2 separate regions of the Mus musculus genome follow, and region 2 is linked to region 1. A link is a loop called in an ENCODE intact Hi-C map of the cell type or tissue named here. Cell type or tissue: left cerebral cortex. All regions are shown on one strand. Each heading gives the region's core, and the rest is flanking DNA. Links, peaks and the distances in the headings are about the cores only. Region 1 holds the start of Clpp (caseinolytic mitochondrial matrix peptidase proteolytic subunit). Region 2 overlaps Mllt1 (myeloid/lymphoid or mixed-lineage leukemia; translocated to, 1).

Region 1 (11,185 bases), core at 3,186-11,185:
CCCTGCCATGGATTTCAGTTCTACAGGAAGACAAATGAATGGATACAAGCTGATCCAGGCCGCACACACAGACAACTGCTCAAACAAGATTCCCTATGGAGGAGATATGGCTTAATCCCAAATCTGACAAATCACATTCAGTAAGCTTACCCCATCCCACCCCTCTCAAAGCCCCTGCCCAAGCCCTCACCGTATTGTAGAACTCGGCCACCAACTCTGAGTGCTGGAAATTACTCTCACACCAATCCACCTCAGAACTCTGATAGGCAAAGATGCTGGACATCTTTGCTCTGGTGCCCGGTACATGCATCCTGTGCCTGGCAGAGGTGCGCCAGCTGAGTGAGTGAGCCTAGGAGTGCCCAGCCAGGGAGAGGTGGAGACAGAACAGCTCAGGGCCCTGGAGCAGGCTGAGAGGAAAAACCTGCTGGGTGGCTCCCTATTGCACCAGGGTAGCCTGGCAGATGTGCACGGTAGGGCACCGAGGCTGCCTTAGGCAGCTGCTGAGGGGTGGTGTTCTTTGAGTTGGGCGACAGTAAGCAGGGAGGAAGCCTCCCAAGCTGGCACTTGAGGAGCAAGACATGAGGGACTGACTGCTGTAATACTGTGGTGATAAGGGGCTAATATTGGGTTTAGGGCATAGAGTACTCAGATAGCACTCACAAAGCTCAGAGGCACTCACAAAACCAGGGTGGTGGTGACATTTGTCATCCAAACGCTCAAGAGGCAGGGACAGGAGGACCGGGAGATTAAGATCAGTATTTGCTGGAGAGTGAGGCCTTGTCTCAAAAGACAAGGTAAGGTCTGGCAGGCCATCCACACCTTTAACCCCAGCACTCCAGAGGCAGAGGCAGGCAGGTCTCTATGAGTTCAAGGCCAGCCTGGTCTACAGAGCGAGTTCCAAGACAACCAGGGTTACACCGAGAAACCTGTCTTGAAAAATATATAAGTTGAGTAATTTAAATAAATAAATAATTAATTAAAATACGATAACAAAATAAAACCTTAGCCAGGCCTGTTTGCACACACCTTTAATCTGTGAGTTTCAAGCCATCCTAAGCTACATAGAGAGTTCTAGGCTGGGCTACCTAGTGAGACCTGCCTCAAAACAAAAACAAAGGGGCTGGTGAGATGGCTCAGCGGTTAAGAGCGCCGACTGCTCTTCCAAAGGTCCTGAGTTCAAATCCCAACAACCACATGGTGGCTCACAACCATCTGTAACAAAATCTAATGCCCTCTTCTGGAGTGTCTGAAGACAGCTACAGTGTACTTACATATAATAAATAAATAAATATTAAAAAACAAAACAAAACAAAAACAAAAAGCCCAAGAAATCAAAAATAGAATTAGGGTTGCAGCTCAGTAGCAAGTATGTGCCTAGAATCTGTAAAGGCTCCGTTTTCCATCCCAGTACTGAAAAATCATGTATATGTGTGTTTATATGTATACACACACACACACACATACATATACATATGTGTGTGTCTACATGCATATACATGCACATTTGTGTATATATGTGATGTTTATATATGTGTGTGTGCATATATTTGATGTGTGTATATATGTATGTATATACATATAAATATGTATGTACATATATGTATGTATATGTGCATGTGTATATATGTAATAAGTGCATATATAAACATATATATGTCTATATATGAATTTGTGAATAATGTGTGCATATGTGGATATATATATATATGTGTATACATATGTATATTATATATGTATATATGTAGTGTACACGTGCATATATGAATATATGTGTATATATGTGCATGCGCATGTGTGTATGTATATGCATATATATCTGTGTGCGTGCATGTAGAGATGCATATATATAATGCATTGTATGCATATGTGTATAAATGTATGTACTCATGTGTATGTATATGAGTATATACATGTATGTATGTGTATGTTATACATCTATGCATATGTACATGTGGGTATACATATTTATATGCATGTATATATGTATGCATGTAAGTGCATGTGTATTTATGTGTATATATATATATATATATGTGTATGAATATGTGTCAGTGTCTGATGTTCTTGGCCTCTAGACCTCTGAGCCTGTCTGCTCACAGTGCCCTCTCTAATCTTTGCTTCCCAAATTCAGAGATCTGCCTACCTCTGCCTCCCAAGGGCTGGAATTAAAGGTGTGTTTCTCATCTTTTAACTTGTGTGTGTGTGTGTGTGTGTGTGTGTGTGTGTGTGTGTTATATGTGAGGGCCTGCAGGACACATCTGGATGTCAGAGGACAGCTGTGTGCAGTGAGTTCTCTCCTCCCACCTTTACATGACTTCCAGGATTGGCTTGAGCAGGAAGAACTTTCAGTTCAGGAGTCACATGCCAAAGGTACAGTAATTTATTACCCTCTGTGTGGGTGTGCTGGAGTCCTGAAGGGACCATCCGTGATCTCTTCTATCACTCTCTTCCCATCCCTTTAAAGCAATGTGTCTTCCAGAACCTGAGGTTGATGTCTCTCTCTCTCACCCTCCAAGCAGTCCCCAGTAACCCTGTCTCTTCATGCTCAGAGCTGGGGTGACGTGTTTTCAGATACTTGTTTTGTGAGTGTCGGAATCTGAACTTCGGTCTCAAGATGATGTGCAAGGGCTATGAGCCGAGAGCCCTTTCTTTAGCCTCTCCATCATGCTTTTGGAGGCAGGGTCTATCACTGAACCTGATAGAAGGGCAGCAGAGAGCCCAGGGAGCCTCTGTCTCTGCCTCCAGGAAGTGGGCAGGGGGTGAGGGGTGGGGGTGGGTGCAGGCGCTGAGACCTGCACTCACATGGATGCTGGAGCTTAAAAGAGAACCCTCAGGGCAGGTACTTCCCTTCCTGAGCCATCTCCCCGAGATGCCTTTGAGTTCCCCATCTCCTTGTCTTTGCTTCCCAAGTGCTGGAAAGACAGGCATGGGCCAGAAGGCCCAATAAGCCCTCTCTCTCTCTCTCTCTCTCTCTCTCTCTCTCTCTCTCTCTCTCTCTCTCTCCCTCCCTCTCTCTCTCTCTCTTCCTCCCTCCCGCTCTCTCTAATTTATCTTTTAAAAAATGGGTTCCTAAAACTATTACATGTGCGCATGTGCCTTTGTGTGTGCACATGAACGTCGCACCCTCAGAGTCCAGGAGGGGCATCTGATTTGCTGGAGTTAACGTTACAGGAAGTGGTAAGCTGCTTTCTCCATGCGGGTTCAGATTTCCAGGCCCTCTCTAAGAGCCGCCATTTGTTCCTCCAGTAATGCAGGCAGTTCCACTGAGATCAGTCCAACACAACTAGAACCTTTGGCCTTGGCCATCTTCCAGAAATCCCAGCTAGTTCCAGGTGTGCCAGTACACATCTGTTCTAACACTCTGCAGGTGGAGGCCGGAGGATCGGGAACCCAAGGTCATCCTCGGCTACACCAACTGAGGAGATGTGCTGTGTCCATGTCTGTGGTGCCTAGGTTCTCTTCCTTTCTCTTCTATCCTTTACAGTTACTTATTCATTATGTGCATGTGAGAGGTCAAAGGACAGCCCAAGAGAATTGGTTCTTTCTTCCACCTGTGGGTACCAGGGATCGAACTCAGGTCCTTGGATCCCCCCCCCCCCCAGGCCTCTCACCCACTCCTGTGTTCTCCAAGTGAGTCACAGACTTGATTCATCTTGGAAGGTAATGGACACAGTGTAACAGCACACACCTGACAATGGGCGGCATCATCAGGTCATCCTTGGCAATGGAGCCAGTAGCAGGCCAGCCTGGAGGATAAGAGACCTGTCTCTAAATAAATAAATAAATAAATAAATAAATAAAAAATAAACCAAAGAGAGACCTGCAAGGCTGGGTGTGGCTATGGACAACTTTAATCCCAGCACTCAGGAGGCAGCTCTCTGAGTTTCGGGCCAGTCTGGTCTACAGAGTGAGTTCCAGGACAGCCAGGGCTACAGAGAAACTTGTCTCAAAAAAAGAGAGAGAGTCCTTTAACAAAAGGGGATGGAGAGAGAGTCATAAACCATCTGAAGTTGCCACAGCCTTCCCTCCTGCACTGCTACAGTTGTATAACATTCTGCCCATTGTTGTTGGTCTGATACCTTCACTGAACGTGGTCTCTGAGTACAAGGGGCATCAAATAGCAACAACCGAGATGTGGGTGGGGGCCTCCACCTCCCATGCCTTGGGAGGTGATCATCCTGTAACTCACCTAATAAACTCTTTAATCACCAAGCCAGACTTGGGTGGGAAGGCTTCCAGGTGTGCTATCCAAGATAAGTGACATCTATTCACATCTCCTAGGGAGAAGTCCAGGCAACCTTCTTTCTTCCTCTCTTTCTCTTTCTTTGCTTCTGCTTCTCATTATCCTATTATCCAGGCTATCAAGTAGCTAAGGCTGTCCCTGAACTACTGATCCTCCTGTCTCCACCTCCTTAGTGCTGGGATGACAGGTCTGAGCCAGCATAGTGGGCTGAGATTCTCACAGCAGCGGTGGCTGTCTTGCCCGGAGAATTGATTCCCACAGGACAAGGATGAGCCAATGCCCCACTAGTGTCATGTTACATAACTCCACTTTCAAAACCAGTAAGTTGGCACAGCTGACATCTGTAGATTTGAATCTGGTTTCAGTAGTCTTGGCCTGTGTTCCTTAAGGTTGATCACATCTTTTCCCTGGGTACTCTCTGTGTAAACTACACTGTCATAAGCTTAATTAGCTTAAATACTACATTCAAAGGAAAGGCCATGGTGGCTCATGTCTGCCAACCCAACCCCCCAAAAGGAGGCCAGCCTTGGCAACATAGGAAGTTCCAGGCCAGCCTGTCCTAGAGACCCTGTCCCAAATAGACAAAAATCACCAAATGAGGAAATTGTATAACTCTTTGAAGAATAGAAAGCAGACTCCAACTCCTTTCCAGAACCCCCTCCCCAGAACTTCAACTTGGTTGAAATGGATTTCAAGGGCTGGAGAAAGGGCTCAGTGGTTAAGAGTACTGATTGCGGGCTGGTGAGATGGCTCAGTGGGTAAGAGCACCCGACTGCTCTTCTGAAGGTCAGGAGTTCAAATCCCAGCAACCACATGGTGGCTCACAACCATCCATAACGAGATCTGACTCCCTCTTCTGGAGTGTCTGAGGACAGCTACAGTGTACTCACATATAATAAATAAATAAATATTTAAAAAAAAAAAAAGAGTACTGATTGCTCTTCCAGAGGTCCTGAGTTCAATTCCCAGCAACCACATGGTGGCTCACAACCATCTGTAATGGGATAATGAGATCTGATGCCCTCTTCTGGTGTGTCTGAAGACAGCTATCGTGTACTCACATATATAAAATAAATAATTCTTTAAAGGAGGAGGAGGAGGAGGAGGAGGAGAGGATTTCAAGGAAAAGATAGTTACTGCATTCTAGAAAGATCCAATTGCCGGACAGACAAAGGCACTTATGTGAAAAAGGAATAGACCTATTAGCAGTGAGCCTAGCTTGGTGCTGCAGCCTCAGTAGTCCTGAGGCTGAGGCAGGAAGATCGCCATGAATTCCAGGCTAACCTGAGCATAGAGTGAGAGGCACAACAGCTTAGAGCGCTTGCTATTCTTGTTTGGACCTGGGTTTTTGACTCCCAGAACCCACATAAGGCAGCTCACAACCTTTTGTACCTTCTGCTCCAGGAGATCTGACATCTCCTTCCGGCCCCTTGCAGCACCTTTACATTCACACTTCCACAATTAAAAATAACAACAAACCTTCAAAATCAACAAAATACTTGTCATTGGGGGGGGGGTTGTTTGCTTGCTTGATTTTTTTGGTACATGTTCTCTCTATGTAGCCTTGGCTGCTCTGGGACTCCCAATATAGATCAGGCTGGCATCAAACAGAGACAAGATCCTCCTGTCTCTGCTTCCTGAGTGCTGGGATTAAAGAGGTACACTGCAGAGTGGGGCGTGGTGGTGCATACCTTTTAATCCTAGTATTTGGGAGGCAGAGGCAGGCAGATCTCTGAGTTTGAGGCCAGCCTAGTCTTCTATAGAGCAAATTCTAGAACAGCCAGGGCTACACACACACACACACACACACACACACACACACAATCTAGAAAAAAAAATGGTATGTACCACTATGCCCTGGCTTGTTTTTCTTTTAACGGCTTATTTATTTATTCCTTGGTTTTTCAAGGCAGGGTTTCCCTGAGTGCTGGGATTAAAGGTGTACACTACCACATCTGGACTATTTCTTTATTTTTTTGGGGGGGGGTGAGACAGGGTTTCTCTGTATAGTCCTGGCTGTCCTGGAACTCACTTTGTAGACCAGGCTGGCCTTGAACTCAGAAATCCGCCTGCCTCTGCCTCTCAAGTGCTGGGATTAAAGGCATGCGCCACCACGCCCGGCTATTTTTATCTTTTATTCTTTAACAATTTCACACATTTATACCAAGTGTTTACTCAGAATTATTGCTCTTCCTCCCAACACTCCTGGCACAGCCTCCTCCCACCTTCATGTCCCTTTTCTGTAACACATGGAGTCCAGGAACTGCTGCCTGCTGGGACACTGGCTGATCTAGCTGGGTTGATCTTGTCCAGCTGCTGTGAGGTCACAAGGATGATGGCCACCAGACATCCATTAGACAACCTTTCACAGCTCTTGCCCCTCTTAGAGCAAGCACTCGTAGCCAGTTCTTCCTCTGCATTCGGACTTGAGAGCCTCTGAATTTCCCGCTTCCTGCTGCAAAGTGAAGCATCTCTGACGAGGGCCCAGAGCGGCAATCTATGGGGACAAATATTCAGAAGGCAGTTTCACAGCACAACCATTTGGCAGAGCAACGGAAGGCAAGTTTCTCTCCTTGTTGTGTAACCTTGGAGTGTGGGCTCTAGTCAGGTTATAGCACTGAGCGTGGTCCCCTCCTGCAGAGCAGCCTTGAGTTCACCATAGCTCTCATGCCACCAGTGCACCAGCAGCCACATCTTGCCACCAGATGGAGTTGCAGCACTCGAGGTCCACCCCTGGATAAGACCACTTATGACTTTTGTCATAAGTGGTCTTATCCAGACCAAATGTTACCTTCTGGTACTATGAAATTGAATCAGCTGGGAGGAAATCTCCAGGTCAATTCCAGTTTGGTTTCTGCATGACCCATGAAGACACCAAAGTGACTGGTGTCTTCAGCAACTGAGTCTTGTCATCTAATTATGGTGAGCAACCCAGAGTAATGACAAGAGCCTGTGTCGTTTGGAGAGCTCTAGGGAAAAACATCTCTGGCTTTTGATGGTCATGTCTGGCTTTTATGCAATTTAAAGGTACAAGTCTCCAGTTACGCAAGTGTATCTTCCTCAGGGAACATGGCAACCGCTTTAAGTAATGCTTACATCAGGCGACAATTAAGAAAGTTCCAGAATGTGCCTGAGGTGGTAGCAGAGCATGATGTCTCAGCCCGATACAGATGTATTGTAAAGGAGCCTAGCACAGGGCAGAGGGGAGTGACACGTGGGAAAAAGTGTGGCTGCTAAAAAGAGTTGCACTGACTGCTCTTCCCAAGGTCCTAAGTTCAAATCCCAGCAACCACATGGTGGCTTACAACCACCCTTAATGAGATCTGACGCCCTCTTCTGGTGCATCTGAAGACAGCTACAGTGTACTTATGAATAATAATAAATAAATCTATATCTAAATATCTATATCTATATTATTTTTTTAAAAGAGTTGCAGGGAAGACAAAGAAGATGAATGCAGAGGTGATTGCCTGACTGTCGCAGGTTCAATGGCTCAGTTTCACCTCTTCCAAGAGCCTCCAGCTGCAACGTAGGCACAGACGAGGCAGGTATGGCGGTGGGGGGAGCTCCCAGAATCTTGGTCTTACGGCGACAGATCGAGATGGCGGGCACAGTATTTCTCAAGGTATAGGACCATGCACATGGACAGTAGGCACTGTCTACCTACCCTCCAGTTTTACTTGGACAAAAAAGGAACGCTTCTAGAAAGCTGGACGCCCTCTGAAAACGAATACAGGTGTAGCGAACGTCCAGAACTTGTGGCAAGATCCAGGCCTCCTCTCCTATCTCAGTGTTCACAATGCCCTAAACTACATTGTTCAATAAATCCCCTGGCGATTCCTGGTCTAAGTCCTGTCCCAGAGACACTCTCCTCCTTTCTCTAGCGAGCCTATACGGGAGTCAGGGGTCGCAAAGCAGCTGGGAATTGTAGTTCTGGAAGATCAATTGGTTACAGGCCAGCACGTGGACCTGATTGCTGCGGGACGATGGTGGTGGGCTGGTGCGTCCCCTAAGCCTCTTCTCACCCTTTGGTGAGCACCTCCGTGAGCTTCTTCCCGCGTGGGCACCGGGAACAGCGCAACCTCGTCCGAGAACTTCCATGGGACTAATACGCGGGTTTTTCTTATTTATTCGAACGCCTACCTCTAACGAGGACCCCACCCACAGACTTATCCCCGCCTTCTTCAGTTCCGCTTATTCTGTTCTCGGAAGTGGATGAGCCAGTGACTCCCGCAAAGCACGCCGGGTGTTGTAGTTCCGGAAGCCAAGCCGGAGTGCGCGTCGTCATGTGGCCCAGAGTGCTGCTGGGGGAGGCCCGGGTGGCTGTGGACGGATGTCGCGCTCTGTTGTCTCGCCTTGCCGTGCATTTCTCCCCGCCATGGACTGCTGTGAGCTGCTCACCCCTGCGGAGGAGCCTGCATGGAACTGCGACGCGAGCTTTCCCGCTCATCCCCATAGTGGTGGAGCAGACGGTACGGTGACCTGATGGGGACATGGCGCGGAGGCTTGTAGTCGGTCGGCGTGCAAGGGAGGATGACCTTTCACATCTTCTTTTCCCACGAAGGGTCGAGGCGAGCGCGCTTATGACATATACTCGAGGCTGTTGCGGGAACGCATCGTGTGCGTCATGGGCCCGGTGAGCGACCCCGGTCCTTCCCGGGCACACCTTGTTGTCTCACCAACATTTATCCTTTGTCAAGCTCTGTGTCATATAACCCCCTCTTCCCCCTCATCCTTGGTGACCTCCTAGACCCTAGGCCCTAGACCCTGACCTTAAACATTCTTTAAAAAAAAAAAAAAAAAACTTGAGCAAAATTTTTGCTTTGTAGTACAGGCTAGCCCCTACCTTTCCATCGTCCTGCCATAGCTTCCCAAACGTTGGAATGTAAAATGTGCATTCTTACCATAGTCTGCTGTTGTCAGCCATTCTTTGTTTCAGTTTATCCTTTGGTCTTCTGAGTCAGGGTCCCAGGCTGGCCTTGAACTCCCCATGTAGCTGACAGGACATTTGAGGGAGGGATGAGGTTCCTAAACCAGACCAGGTGTAGGCAGTGCTTAAACCCAGGGCCTTTTGCCTGCTAGGAGAGCACTCCGTCCCAGTCTTGTCCCCAGCTTAGGGTCTTCCACTATCTGGGGCTTCCCCAGCCATCTCTTCCTGTGCTGGAAATTCCTGGTTCCCAGGGCCTCAACTCCTTAAGCCTCTATCCATCCCACCTTCAACCTGAGGATACCTCTGCTCTCCCCACCTGCAGATTGACGACAGTGTGGCCAGTCTGGTCATTGCCCAGCTGTTGTTCTTACAGTCTGAAAGCAACAAGAAGCCCATTCATATGTATATCAACAGCCCAGGTAAGCCAGGACAGCCTGGTTGTGGGGTCAGAGATAGCCCCTTTGGGGAAGACATGCAGCCTTGTGCCTCCTACAGAATCTAAAATTTAAAATCGCTCAAAGCAGGGTATGGTAGTGCACACATTTAATTCCTGCACTTGGGAGGCAGAGGCAGGCTGATTTCTGAATTCGAGACCAGCCTGGTCTACAGAGTGAGTTCCAGGATAGCCAGAGCTACACAGAGAAGAACTCTTATCTCGAAAAACAAACAAACAAAAAAAAGTAAGAAAGAAAGAAAGAAACCCTTTCTCGAAAAAAAACAAAAAAAAACAAAAAGAGAGAGAGAGAAAAAAATCACTCTAAGACGGTCTCTCACTGGCCTGGAACTTTCCAAATATGCTAGTATACCGGGTCAATGAGCCTGAGGGTCCTTCTGCCTCCACCTCCCTAGTGCTAGAATTACAAGTGTGTGCTGCCATGCCTACTTTGTGGGGACTGGGGATCTGAACTTGAGTCCACATACATTTTAGCAACTGAGCAGTCTCCCTTGCTTCGAGAGTAGCTGAATTAAAACAAACAAACAAAGCCTGTTTTGAGACAGAGATAGCCCAGATCCTCTGCAGTCCTCTCACCTTAGGGATTTAGTTTAGCTGAACCACCAAACTCTGAAGAAATAGTTCATTTTTAAGAAAAATATTAAGCCAGGCGGTGGTGGCACACGCCTTTAATCCCAGCACTTGGGAGGCTGAGGCAGGCAGATTTCTGGGTTCGAGGACAGCCTGGTCTACAGAGTGAGTTCTAGGACAGTCAGGCTACACAGAGAAACCCTGTCTTGGAAAAAAGAAAAAAGAAAAGAAAAGAAAAGAAAAAGAAAAGACTGGTTAAAAAAAAGAAAAATATTAAGTTACATTTATTTCTGTGTATATGGATGGGTGAGTACATTCCACTGTGTGTGTGCGTGTAGATTAGAGGACAACCTGTGGGTTTTCCCTGATATGTATGGGTCCATGTGATGTGGGCTCCTGCCTGTCCTGTGGGTCCTGGGAATTGAGTTCAGTTTGTTAGGTTTGGTGGAGAGCACCGTCACCAGATAATACTTCTCAGCTGCTCAAGGCTGGGCGGTTTCAATGACTGGACACTGGGCGGGCTGTCAGTTAGGCACGCATCTGTCTTCTCATCCAGCTCCACGTGGACAGTAAGAAAGCTCGCGTCTGCCTTGTGCTGGGCCCGTGGGCCTGGACGAGCAGGAAGTAGCCAGCTTTACTATGTTGATGCACAGCTGAGAGGTGGCTAACAGCCCTTTGGTTCCTTTTACTTAATTCTGTGTGTGTTGTCACGTGTACGTGTCTGATCATGTCCCCCACCCCACCCCTCAAACAACATTTGCCCTTGTGGCTTGCTGGAAGGGTACTGGGGTAGGATCCCCCTGGGCCCTTACTTGCTCCACTGCCTACAGGTGGTGTGGTAACTGCGGGCCTGGCCATCTACGACACAATGCAGTACATCCTGAACCCCATCTGCACGTGGTGTGTTGGACAGGCTGCCAGCATGGGCTCCCTGCTCCTCGCTGCTGGCAGCCCGGGCATGCGCCATTCACTGCCCAATTCCAGAATC
Region 2 (11,185 bases), core at 3,186-11,185, 91 kb before region 1:
GTAAGGACTAGGCTGTGGTTTGAGAATGGTCCATCAGTGACATCACTGAGCTTGGTTTTCAGTATGGCTGTTGGGAGGTTTGGGGATTCTGGGAGCATGTCTCTCAGGAGTTGCTTCCTGCTCTCCTCACGGGAACACAGTATAGGCGCTCAGTCCTTTCTCTTCATGTACACATCTGCTTTTAGAATGTAAAGGCAAGCCGGGCGTGGTGGCACATGCCTTTAATCCCAGCACTCGGGAGGCAGAGGCCAGCCTGGTCTACAAAGTGAGCTCCAGGACAGCCAGAGCTATAAAGAGAAACCCTGTCTCAAAAAACCAAAAAAAAAAAAAAAAAAAAAAAGAATGTAAAGGCTTCAACCAGAAGCCAAGCTGATACAGTGGCCTAAGTGGAACTGGCTTTCTGAACTATAAGATACACAGGCCCTTTTCTTTTCTCTATAAATTAGCCAGTCTCAGGTAATTTGTTACAGTCACAGGAAGATGATAGTATTCTTCAGTGATCTAAATAAACTGCCAATAAGTTTTGCTAAATAGTACAAATTTAGGGAATTCAAACTTTGTGTGCATACATGTTTTTAATAAAAACTGCATGTACATGTATGCCTGTGGATAAGAGGTTAAACTTCCCCCTATATTAACCTCCCCTTTTTCTTTCTTTCCTTCTTCCCTCCCTCCCAATAGGGTCTTTCACTGAACCTGAATATGGTCAGACTCCACAGGCTCAGTCAGCCCTAGAAACCCTTGCCTTGGAGTTTGCAGCTGGAGGTGAAGAGGGCTCAGTGGTGATGAGCGCTCGCTGCTCTCCCATGATCCCAGTATGGTCCTTAGAACCTACAGTGCCTAGCTCATAGTGACCTGCAACTCTAGCTCCGGGGATCCAATACCCTCCTCTCACCTCCCAACACGACAGACAGACACATAGAAAATCTCAGAAGGCCCATAGACAAGTGCACATGTTACACCTGGCTCCATGTAACTTCTGGGAGGGAAGCCCAGGTCCCAAGCTTGCAGAGCAGCATTTTAACAAACCATCTTCCGGCCTTCATATTTCTGAGGCACCCATGGATCTCTCTGCTAGCTCTTGTCACCATAGGGTGATGAGCAAGCATTAGTTAGTTAGCAAGTGTCTGACGACAGTTACACCAATAGCTTGCTGGAACGACTCTGGCAGGCAGAGTCCTGCTTAGTGAAGGGTCTGGGATGGTAGTGCCAAGCTCCAGGGACTCCAGAAGAGTCCATGTGATTGCTGCCACCTGTGCAGAGGTTGCTCGCTTACTACTCATGTTCAGATCCAACGGCACAGAGACCTGCAGACCGGCCTCTAGAAGTGACAGGAGGGACACACTCACTACCAACAAGCTGTGAGATGACCAGCCTCAGTGCTGCTGAGCTGTGCCTGGGTGAACCCCCAGTTTCTACTTGCTAACAGAACTCAAGAGGGGGCTACCCTGTGGACGTAGTAGCTAAGGATGTGGGCTTCTGTGTACCACTCAGGTGTGTGTCATTCATGCACCTGTGACCCTCTAGGTGGAACTCAGGTCTGGAAAATGGGCCCAGTGTGAGTGATGTCAGAGGCTCATGGGTTTTGGAGTCTCTGCATGGGGTGCCCTCTTTCCTATTTCCACCCTCCTGCTGGCCCACCCATCATCCCAGGACCCCAGTGTGTTGTAACCAGCCCTCACTACCTGCTTGCAAGGGAACAGCAGAGATGTGTAACACCCTTCTACATAGGTTCCCACTGGCTCTTCCCATTCCTCACTGAATTGAAGGCAGGCCACCCACTGCTCCCATCTCACTTTATTTTCTATAAAACTCCTCCATCATTTCACAATTTAACAAAAAAGTTTAAAATGCGGGACAAATGGCCCTGCAGCTTGTTACAAACACAGCTCTCCTGGTCCCTCTGTCCAGGGCTCGTCTGGGCCAGTGACGTGTCTATTCATGGAGACATGTCTTGTGAAGCCCTGGGGAGGGATAGGTATCCAATACCTTTTGCACTCAGTGTCATGAACTGGTTCAGGAGGCTGCAGCAAAGGGACTCACTGAGGGTATACATAGTGCCACCCCTTCCTATGGACAAGTCCCTAGAACCCTCGGCTCTGGCTGCAGGCTGCTGCTTTAGGCTTCCAGACAGCCAGTATGGGCCCCAGAGTGGCTCTGGAGGACAGTGGTGTGACCTTCTGGCCAGAGGAGGTAACTGAAGAGATGGGTGGGTGTTTTCAGGACGACCCTGGAAGCATCTGGAAGGACTAGACACCAAGGCCCAGGGCAGCAGAAGGGCTGGGCCGCTAGCGACCATGAGAGGAAGAATGGTGCCCTGGGCTGAGGCTGTTTGGGACCCTGGCGCACTCCATGTGGAGGCCAACAGCTGCCACGATGCCAGGGCCTTCTATGAAAAGGCTTAGAGGCTGCAGAACACCTGATGGAGAGTATTGTCGGCCTGTGTGGAAAGAGGTTGGGGCACGAGCCCTGTTTCCTCCCAGCTATAGGGAGTGTGAACAGGGGCTACAGGCAGAGGCCTTTTCCTTTCTCTGGGGGTAAAGGAAGCCTTAGAGGCTGGGGTCCCCAGGAGTGTTCAGGATCTTCCTGACAGATAGTTTGGGAGTGGGACAGACAGGGAGAGGGAGCTGGGAGGCCAGGCCTCCAGGGGTGAACCCACAATGGGGAGGAAGCAACACATCGAGGCAACTGTGAGCTGGCTTCAGCTCAGGCCTCTTTCAAACACCTTGGTTGGGGCACAAACACCGACAACTGAAGTTGGGGAAGGGGTGGCACTCCAGGCTCAGACAGGGGAAGGGGGCTGGCTTGACCCCTGGCAGTTTGCAGGGCACAGGTCCAAAGCCTCTCCAGGCGCACATGTGGCCAGGAACAGAGGCAGTCTAGGGTTGGGCCGGCCTCACACACACCATCCTATCATATTTGGCAAAAGCTCATGTTTTCAAAGTTCAAAGACTTGATCAGTGAGAGAGCAGAGGAGGAGGCCCACGGGGAATGGTGGCCCAGGAGTGCTGCCAGTCCAGCTAGCCTTGGAACTGTGGGTGCTTAGCTGGCACATGGCTGCAGTGGTGGCCCTTGGGGTCCCAAGATTGGTGCCCATTGTAGTGTTCTCTGGCCTGGGGCCTCGAGAGGCAGTGGCATCCTAGGATCTAGAGGGGAGATCCTCTGTGCCTCCAGCAGAGGGGTGGCCTGAGCCCCCCGGCTGCTGGCTGCACCTGGAGCACACACATGCACAAGGCTGCATGGCAGAAGCAGGTGCACATAGCTGGCTCTGGCCAGGCTAACGGACCCTCAAGTCTAGGAGGCAGGCCAGCTGAGAGAGGCCTGTGAACTGTGTGGAAGACTGTGGTCATCCTGGCCACCCAGAGAGGCCCAGGCAGTAATCTGCCATTCAGTCCCACCCACAATGGACAACTGGCAGGGACTAAGTGAGGGGCTGCAGGCCACGTGTGTCCTATGTCACCCCACCCTGTGTGTGGCCTGCAGCACCCCTTCATCACCAACCACTGAGGGGTACTGGGGCACCATGGTTAGTTGGGGGTGGTACCGGGAGCGGAAGCCATGGCGGGCCAGCCCTCATGCCCAGCCCCTCCCGTGCCCACCATGCCCACCGTGGCTCCACAGTGGCAGCCGGGGTCATGTGGCCACGGCCTCCAGGCAGCTCTGCAGCTTGCGAACAGTGCTTTCATCCAAGGAGAAAAGGTCAAAGTCGAAGGTGGTGTTGGTGACATTGAAGTGGCCAGTCTCCTCGATCAGATTGACAATCTGTAAGGCGGGTGGGATGGATTCAGGGAACTGCTCTGGGTACCAATGCCCAGGCCTGAAAGGAGGGGCTCAGTACCTGCTGCAGCACATTGCGCTCGCGCAGAGCCATCAGTCTCCGGTGCAGCTCCACCAGCTCATCCGTGTAAGCCTGGGGAGAAGCACGGCAGTGGGCCGGGGGCACCAAGTGGAGCCCAGCTCCAGGCACCACCTGTCCACACCCTCAGGCCCACACAGACCCACCTTGTCATAGGTAGCCTTCTTCAGCATCTTTTCGGGCTTGCTGCAGGGCTCGGGGCTCCTCCGACCAGACACCTGTGGGGACCCCGGACCCGTGAGCTGCATGCAGCACGCATTCCTCAGACCTCCCAGTATAGCCACGGAAGCGGCTGAGAGCCGGACTCCACTCACCTTGCTGCTGGGAGGGGGCGGCTTCTGGGGAGGCAGGGGCTCACGGCCAGGCAGGCAGGAGTCTGCGCTGTTGTCACTCTCGCTGTCACTGAAGCTTAGCCTGGAGAGCAGTGGGGCGGTGTTAGAGGTAACATGTTCACGCCTTCCCACCCAGCTCTGAGCACCAGGACCATCAGACTTCCCTCTCGCTGCTTCATGAGAACCTATGGCTGACCCTCCATATCCCAGTAACCAGAGACCATGGGGGCAAGCCTCAGACCCTGCTGTAGTCCTGCAAAGCAGGTTGTACAAGGGTTACACAGAATGATGTGCAGCCCGGGTACCCGAGTGTCAGATGTGCTTAGCCCACAGTGGGTAGGATTACTGAATCACACTGCACCAGCAGGTCTGAGTAGTCAACCCCCACCCCCGACTCTTAGCTCCATAAGCTCAGTGAATGTGCAAGAAGCTCTTGGGGACCCCAGGTAAGCATTGCAACACAGTAGTCTCCTGACACGCTAACTGGCTCCAGCGTTAGTTCTTGCACCATGTGGGCTTTGGGGTCAAACCTAGGTTCCTCAGGACTGGTGGCAAGTGACTTTACCCATTAAGCCAGCCACCAGGGCACTTCCTCCCTCAGCTCCCACAGTCAGTTGGTTTTATATCCAGGGCTCCTGCTCTGTGGCTGCAAGCCAGGCTCTAGGTCAGACTGTTACCAGGCAAGCACAACCTCAGCTTCCCCTCGCTTTTGCCTCTCTCTGTGCTCAACAGCTGGGGATGCTGGACCTTGGACCTCCTTAGGGAGCATGCCAGCACCTCGTGTGTGCGTGCGTGTGTGCGTGTGTGTGTGTGTGTGTGTACTCTACCTGCAGTGAACTCGTAAGCACACTACTCTACAGCAGGGCCAATGGAGCCCTGGGGTGCTATCCATCTCTAGCTCTGCCTGTCACAGCCTAGTGTTCAGCTTATTGGAGGCCTAGAAAGAGAGACCCCCTAGATGTCCCATTCTGGGGACCTGGGGTAAGGACCTGGGAGAAGCCTACAACTCCCCTACCCTGGCTAGCATGGGAAGCTGACTCCCATCCTCCAGGATTCCTGTCATGTCCAGCTTCCCACAGGTAGCTAACCTTACTCTACAGTGTAGTGTGGATGCCAGCGAAGGCCATGCTGAAAAGGAAAGCCTGGCCAACTCCCAGTCCCCGAGCCCGCCCTAGCAGTGCTGCCCACACACCTGGACTCCCGGCCTGGGTTGGCCTTGCCGGTGTTCTCCTCTCCTGACGATGAGTCATCCTCATCAGAGCCCTCAGACTGCAGGTCCTCCACCATGGAGCGCAGGGGTCCTGAGGGCAAATGGAGGGGAGAGCTGAGCCTCTGGCTGCCTCCCCCAGGGCCACCCCAGACTCATCACCACCTGTGGGGTCCCTCTGGCCAACAGCAGGTTCCCCACCCCTACCTTCCTGGCCTTCCTCATAGGCTTCAGGTTCCTGGTCTGCTAGTGGCCTGTAAGATCCCTCCATCACAGCAGCCAAAGGCTCAGAACCCAAGTGGGCCAGCAAGGACCAGAGTCCCCGCACAGCCTGCACCCCTCTGTGAGGATGCCCAGTATTTCAGTAGCCCTACATGGTGCTCTGGTCCACCGTCCTCCCTTTTCTCCAGAGGCACCCAGTTCCAGTCCCCTACAGATGGCATCTTGGTTTATATTCCTGTTGCCAAGGCAACAGAGGGACACAAAGCCCTCAATTACCTTGGTCACATGATGTCGATTCAGCTGGTTCCCTATCCAGCAGATAAAAACCTTGGAGAGTATAGGCTTCAAGAATGCCATCCCCCAGCCAAGCTCCTGCCCCCCGAAAAGGCTGACACCATGGGAGGCAGGCAAAGGTTCCTCTGAGGCTGGTTACAGTAGCCAGCCTAGTTTCCAGTCCCTCCCTGGGGAGAACCACTAGAGTAGCCAGGCCCAGCACACAGGCTGCCATTTGATGGGCTGGCACAGGGTGGGCCTGCACTGCTGAGTGAGTCTATCAGAAGGAAGTAGGTTTCTATAGCTGCAGGTCTTTGAACCCCAGGGACTGAGCAGGCTTCTGGGCGAGCACAAGTACTTGCCATTTACAAATCCTAGACCACCAGGAGCTGACAGCGTGGGCCTCTACTGCCTCCTGGGTGTTGAGGTCAGCACAGGGGAAAGGAATGCCAGCCCAAAGGAGGGTCTGGCCCAGGGGCACTCAGCCCAGGGGTGCAAACCCAGGCTCAGTCTTTCTGAAGCAACAGGCAGACCAGACCTAGCCTGATCCTCTCCCTGGCTCATTTGTGCTCCTCCCTAGGCCAGGCCTACTGCCTTGCCTCCACTCCTGTGTCTCCTACCTCTACCCCTTCTACCAGCTCCAGCTCCCCTTCGGACCCACCTTGGCTGTGGTTCTGAGACGGCTCAAAGTCTGAGTCAGAGCTGGAGTCAGAGCTGGAGCTGGCATTAGCTGGGCTTGACTGGGCCGACTTCAGCCCACGCCAGGGCAGCACAAGAGGGAAAGAAGAGATTGTCATCTTGCAGGTCAGAGGAGGGGGTAATGAAGGGGCCAAACAGTTCAAGGCACCCAGGATAGCCTTCTGCCCCAGCTCACATAGAGCCTGAGGCTGGTGAAGACAGGAAACACAGAATTCTCAGTAAAGCTGCCTGCCTTACTGGGGGTTCAGACAATGACCAAAAGCCCAAATCCTACCCAAGCCTCACCACCACCCACCAGCCGCACAGGAGTGATGGCAGGACTGTCTGCCACAAACACCATGGAGCAGGGCACACCTTAACTGGTCTTCCTGTAGCTGCACAGGGATGAACTTAGCCACCAGGGGGCAGTGACAGCCTGGACATCACACAAGGCAGGAGGCTTCCACTGTGTGAGTGAGCCCTTCAGTGAATACTGGGAGGCAGGTGTGTGTGTGTGCGTGTGCGTTTGTGTGCGCATGACATGTGGTGTGTGAAGTGCAGTGTGTGCACTGTGTGTGGTGTGTGCTGTAGCATGTGTGTTACACATGGTGTTGGGGATGTGGCCATGACACACACACAGTTGTTACAGATACCAGCAGGTGGGATGCGAACAAGCAGCAGGGACAGCTGAGCTTAGCCCTGGGGCAGAGTGGCTACAGCCCTTCTCTTCCCCGGGTCACAGGGTCGGGTGGGAATAGGACATGCCCACTGTGGGAGAGCCCAGGATCCAGAGCTAGTCAGCCCTCAGCCCTGCCCAGAACAAGGGATAGGGAAGTGCTTGCCTACAAAAGACTTTAGCTTGGGCAAAGCGGCCTGCCTGGGAGGGAACATTCCAGACTGAAGGAAGAAACTGCCCTATGCAGGGCTCACTGGAGCCCAGCCCACTGGAGCCCAGCTGTGTGTGTATGGCTTCTTCTCACTACCTTCCTACTGGTCAGCGGGAGTGCTGAGGGAACCTGCCCTAGGCACCCATAAGTCTGCCCACTGTGAAGTTCTCAGGGTAGAACCTCACAGACCAGTCCTGGAGCCAAGGCACCCTCCCTTGCACACACCCAACCTCTTAGTTTTCCCTGGGCACAAAGTGATGAAAAACGGCTGCTATCTGGCATTGCTCCAGGTCAGGGCAGGCTCTAGATTCAAGCCTCAATTTCCCTACCTATATGGGAGTGGCTCTACAGGTCCCTGCTTGGATCAATGTCCTACCTACTAGGCTCAGGCACAAACCAGGAGCCTCAGTGGGCTTGTGGTGGTCTGCACACCACTTGCCACCGTCTCTACAGTGACCTGAGGGGCAAGGACTAATGGAATCTGGAAACATTTCTCATTAGAGAGGCCCAGGAGGTGACCAGCAGGCACCCATAGCACTACAGCTACCACACTTCTCCCATGGCCCTCGGTGGCTAGGACTGAATGGTCCAGGAACCAGAAGGGCCTGGGGTGTGGACCGCAGTGCAGAGGAGAGCGGCAAGGCCAGCAAGCTTCCAGCAGCAGCTGCTCCCTCCTCAGGGCTGCCTGTCTCTTGCCCCAGCAGCTGAGGCAGTGCTCTGACTGTTCAGCCTGCACTCGGCTCTAGCCTGGAGGCAGTGGCACCGGGAGAGGAAGTGCCCATACACTGTCCTTGCCTGGGACAAAACATCCGTGCACAGCTCTCAGGAAGGGCTGGTTCCCCAGCTGCATAAGAGCCCTGTCCTGGCGCCTGGGGGAGGAGAAGCAGAGGTCAAACCTGGCAGCCCAGTGTTTCAAGACATAGGCCCGGAGCCCAGATAGCTCCAGTGATGAGCGCTGGAAGCTACTCACAGTTCTGCTCTCGCTGAGAACTGTGGGAAGTCACTAGCACCCAATAAGCACAGTGGCAGGAGCACTAGGTTACAGAGCTCTCGACCCCAAACCAGTTCAGGATAGCCCCAAGAGCATCTTCAAAGCTTCTTACCCAGGGCCCTGACACAGGCAGGCAATTCTCTAGGAGTTGGCCAACTGCACCCTATACCTTGCCTTGTGCAGAGACAGGAAAGAGAGCTCTGTACTGTTCAGTGGCCATCCCGTACCTTCCTGATGGGGAGTAGGCCCAAGGCCCACCGGGAAAGGGAGAACACAGAGGGATGAACTCTCTGGTTAATCTTCAAGAGTCAGCAGTGTCTACCTAGTCACCAAAGCTGCCCATCCACTGAGGAGCATGAGGGCTAGAGCTGTTAACTCAAGTGCTACAAGGCCCATACCATCCAGGGACCCCAGCTACCACTGCATGGGCAGGAGAGAGCTGACCCAGGGGAGACAGCAGCCTGGCAAAGGGACAGCCACCACCCCCTGCTCACCTCTGACCGGAAGGAGGCCTCATCCTCTGAGTTTGAGTCTTCAGTCTGCAGAGTCCGCTTGGCCTCCCGAGGCTCACTCTCTGCCTTCCCCTTGTCACCTTTGCTGTTCTTGTCCCTGGCCACCTTCTTGTCAGGAAAGGAGGAAGCTCGGGGTGAGGTGCCTGGTGCACGCCGTGTCCCCTTTGACCCACTCTTTTTAGGCTTTTTGGCGCTGAGCTTCGGTGAGTCCGTGGCAGCTGGCCTCTTGCTGGAGGCCTTGGGCAGGGTAGGAGGCTGGGGCACCCCCTTGGGGGACAGGCTCTCCAGCTTGGTTTCCTTTAGGGCCATCTTGGGCTCCTTGAAGGCAGCCTTGGGCACTGGGGCCTTCTCCTCCTTGGGCAGCTTGCGTGCAGCATCCTTGGCACTCTTGGGCTCACGCTCCGGCTCCTTGGAGCAACTCCTGCTCTCTGAGTCCTTGCGCGGCCGCTCACGGTGCTCCCTGGCCACCTTGTGTGGTTTGGAAGCCTTGCCACTCTCCTTGTTGGCATCCTACAAGGCCAAGGGCAGGGAAGGTGAGGAAGATGTGTTAGCGGCACTCCGGGGCCGCCTGGCTTTGCCACCCCAACCTGGGCAAAAGCTGATCGGCCTGTTTGGAATGTGTAGAGAGAATCCGCAGAGTGAAAGGCTGTGACCAACAGACACACCAGAGCAGTGCCCGCAAACCTGCAGGGTCACAAGTGCCCACAGCTGCCCACATGTGGGAGACCTGAGGCTGCCCCTGACAGGAAGGTGCTGGCCATCCTCCATCCTTGAGGCCCTAGTCCATGTCCTCAATACTCGCATCCCATTTTGGAATGCTCAACTCACGCCTCCACCAGTTCTAGCCTTCTCTTCAGAAGGCACAGCCAGTGGCCAGGCAAAGAGCTCAGAGTTAGCCAGGCAATAGCTCTTTCATGCAGACCATAACCCAGGACAGACATGGCCGAAAGTACCACCAAGAACACCAAGCCGGTGGGACAAATACCTGGCACAAGGGGCTACGTAACACACTTGGACCACCCAGGAGTCTAGGGTCAGATGAAGCTGCCTGAGGACTCCAACCTATGCCACTGGCCATGTTCCTATAAACCTGACAAGGGACACTGCAGCTGGCATGAGTGTGATAAGTGCCTCATAGAGACTGGGAGGAGGGGGGCTGTCCCCCAGTAAGCCACAAGGGAGGCAAGAAATGGAAATCATGTGGTCCTCACCCTCTCTTGCAGAGGAAAAGCTTGCAGGACTGCAGGGCAAGATGGCTGACAGGAATGTGCCCACGGCTGTGAGTGGTTGACAGGAACCACTCTCCTGGGGTCATGCCCAGGAAACTAGAGTCAACTAGCACTCCATAGTGAGACCCAGTCTCAAACACAGGAAAATCACTTGTATCTGTGAAGGCACAGTCAGTGAGGATGAGGTCATCACAGGCTCAATGCTGCCCTCACAGTGAAGAGGTGCACTTCCGAGAGGCTGCCAAGGCTCACGGCCTAGTATCCAGTAGAGTGACACAGTCCATGCCTCCAGGGGAACAGGTCTGGGTGGGCCTGGTTCCAGCTGCAGGTTCCTGACAACAATCCCTGAGAGGTTCACCTCCTGCTCACTGTGGCCCCGTGCAACCACCAGAGACTGCTCAGCCAGAGTAGCACAGGGGCTGACACTCGGGTCTAGACCACACTCTAAGGCTGGGGCTTCTGGGAGAGTCATCTAAAAAGAAGAAACTCTGTGCTGCCCAGAAGTCTGTGGAAGCCCATGCAGCGTTCCACAGTGGTGCTAGAGAAGGCTTGCCACCAGAGAGGCACCTGTGAGGCATAGCAGCCTCATCCTTCATTGCTTCTGTGGACGCCAAACAACAAGGGCTGGGGGAGAAGCCCCAGGTTGCTAGTGAAGACTGGCCTCTCCTCCAACCTCCAAAGGTCAGTGAAGGTTGACATCAGGGCTTGGTTAGGACTCCAAGATGCTGACCAGCTTGAGGATGTCACAGGCCTGTTAGCCTTGTGGAAAGAGGCGGAAGGAACCTGCCCTGGTGCTTGCTTCTCTTCCTGTGGTGCCTATGGATAAGATGGCCCAAGGGTGCTAGAGTCTCACGGGGATGCCCAGCTGACAATGCCCTATAGGCCAGTGAAGCAAGAAGGATGTGAAAATGAAGGACAGATACACAAGGTCATCGCCACCCTCAGAGGGTCCAAAGAAGGCCAAGTACCCAGGTGTCTCGAGGGACAGACCTGAGGTT

What was found. Peaks named below come from ENCODE experiments on the same cell type or tissue, not always from the same donor. Only the 100,000 strongest peaks of a DNase experiment are listed, where the experiment ranks them.
Region 2: a loop joins it to region 1, with 2.4 times the contacts of the local background. A loop is called at or near these places in 4 of 42 quality-filtered maps.

What each region holds. Positions count from the first base shown.
Region 1 is chr17:56,981,799-56,992,983 of GRCm38, forward strand. It overlaps Clpp (caseinolytic mitochondrial matrix peptidase proteolytic subunit), which reads left to right and starts at 8,466. Exons shown (of 6, transcript NM_017393.2): 1 at 8,466-8,715; 2 at 8,808-8,879; 3 at 9,496-9,592; 4 at 11,028-11,185. The coding sequence starts at 8,530. It overlaps Gm33509 (a long non-coding RNA gene), which reads right to left and starts at 8,125. Exons shown (of 2, transcript XR_385672.4): 1 at 7,911-8,125; 2 at 6,364-6,740. Acer1 (alkaline ceramidase 1) reads right to left here and starts at 328. Exons shown (of 6, transcript NM_175731.4): 1 at 191-328. The coding sequence starts at 310. In left cerebral cortex, for the core only: CTCF peaks have their summits at 6,928 (motif pointing right) and 7,587 (motif pointing left); DNase peaks (open chromatin) are centred at 8,198 and 8,474; H3K4me3 peaks cover 2,113 bases; H3K27ac peaks cover 1,404 bases.
Region 2 is chr17:56,890,829-56,902,013 of GRCm38, forward strand. Mllt1 (myeloid/lymphoid or mixed-lineage leukemia; translocated to, 1) reads right to left here. Exons shown (of 12, transcript NM_022328.2): 6 at 8,941-9,468; 7 at 6,552-6,639; 8 at 5,381-5,489; 9 at 4,171-4,270; 10 at 4,003-4,074; 11 at 3,839-3,910; 12 at 1,783-3,762. The coding sequence ends at 3,634. Among named protein-coding and RNA genes, the nearest start is that of Acsbg3, 21 kb to the left of the region's middle. In left cerebral cortex, for the core only: a CTCF peak has its summit at 6,983 (motif pointing right); DNase peaks (open chromatin) are centred at 5,401, 5,904 and 6,996; H3K27ac peaks cover 1,597 bases.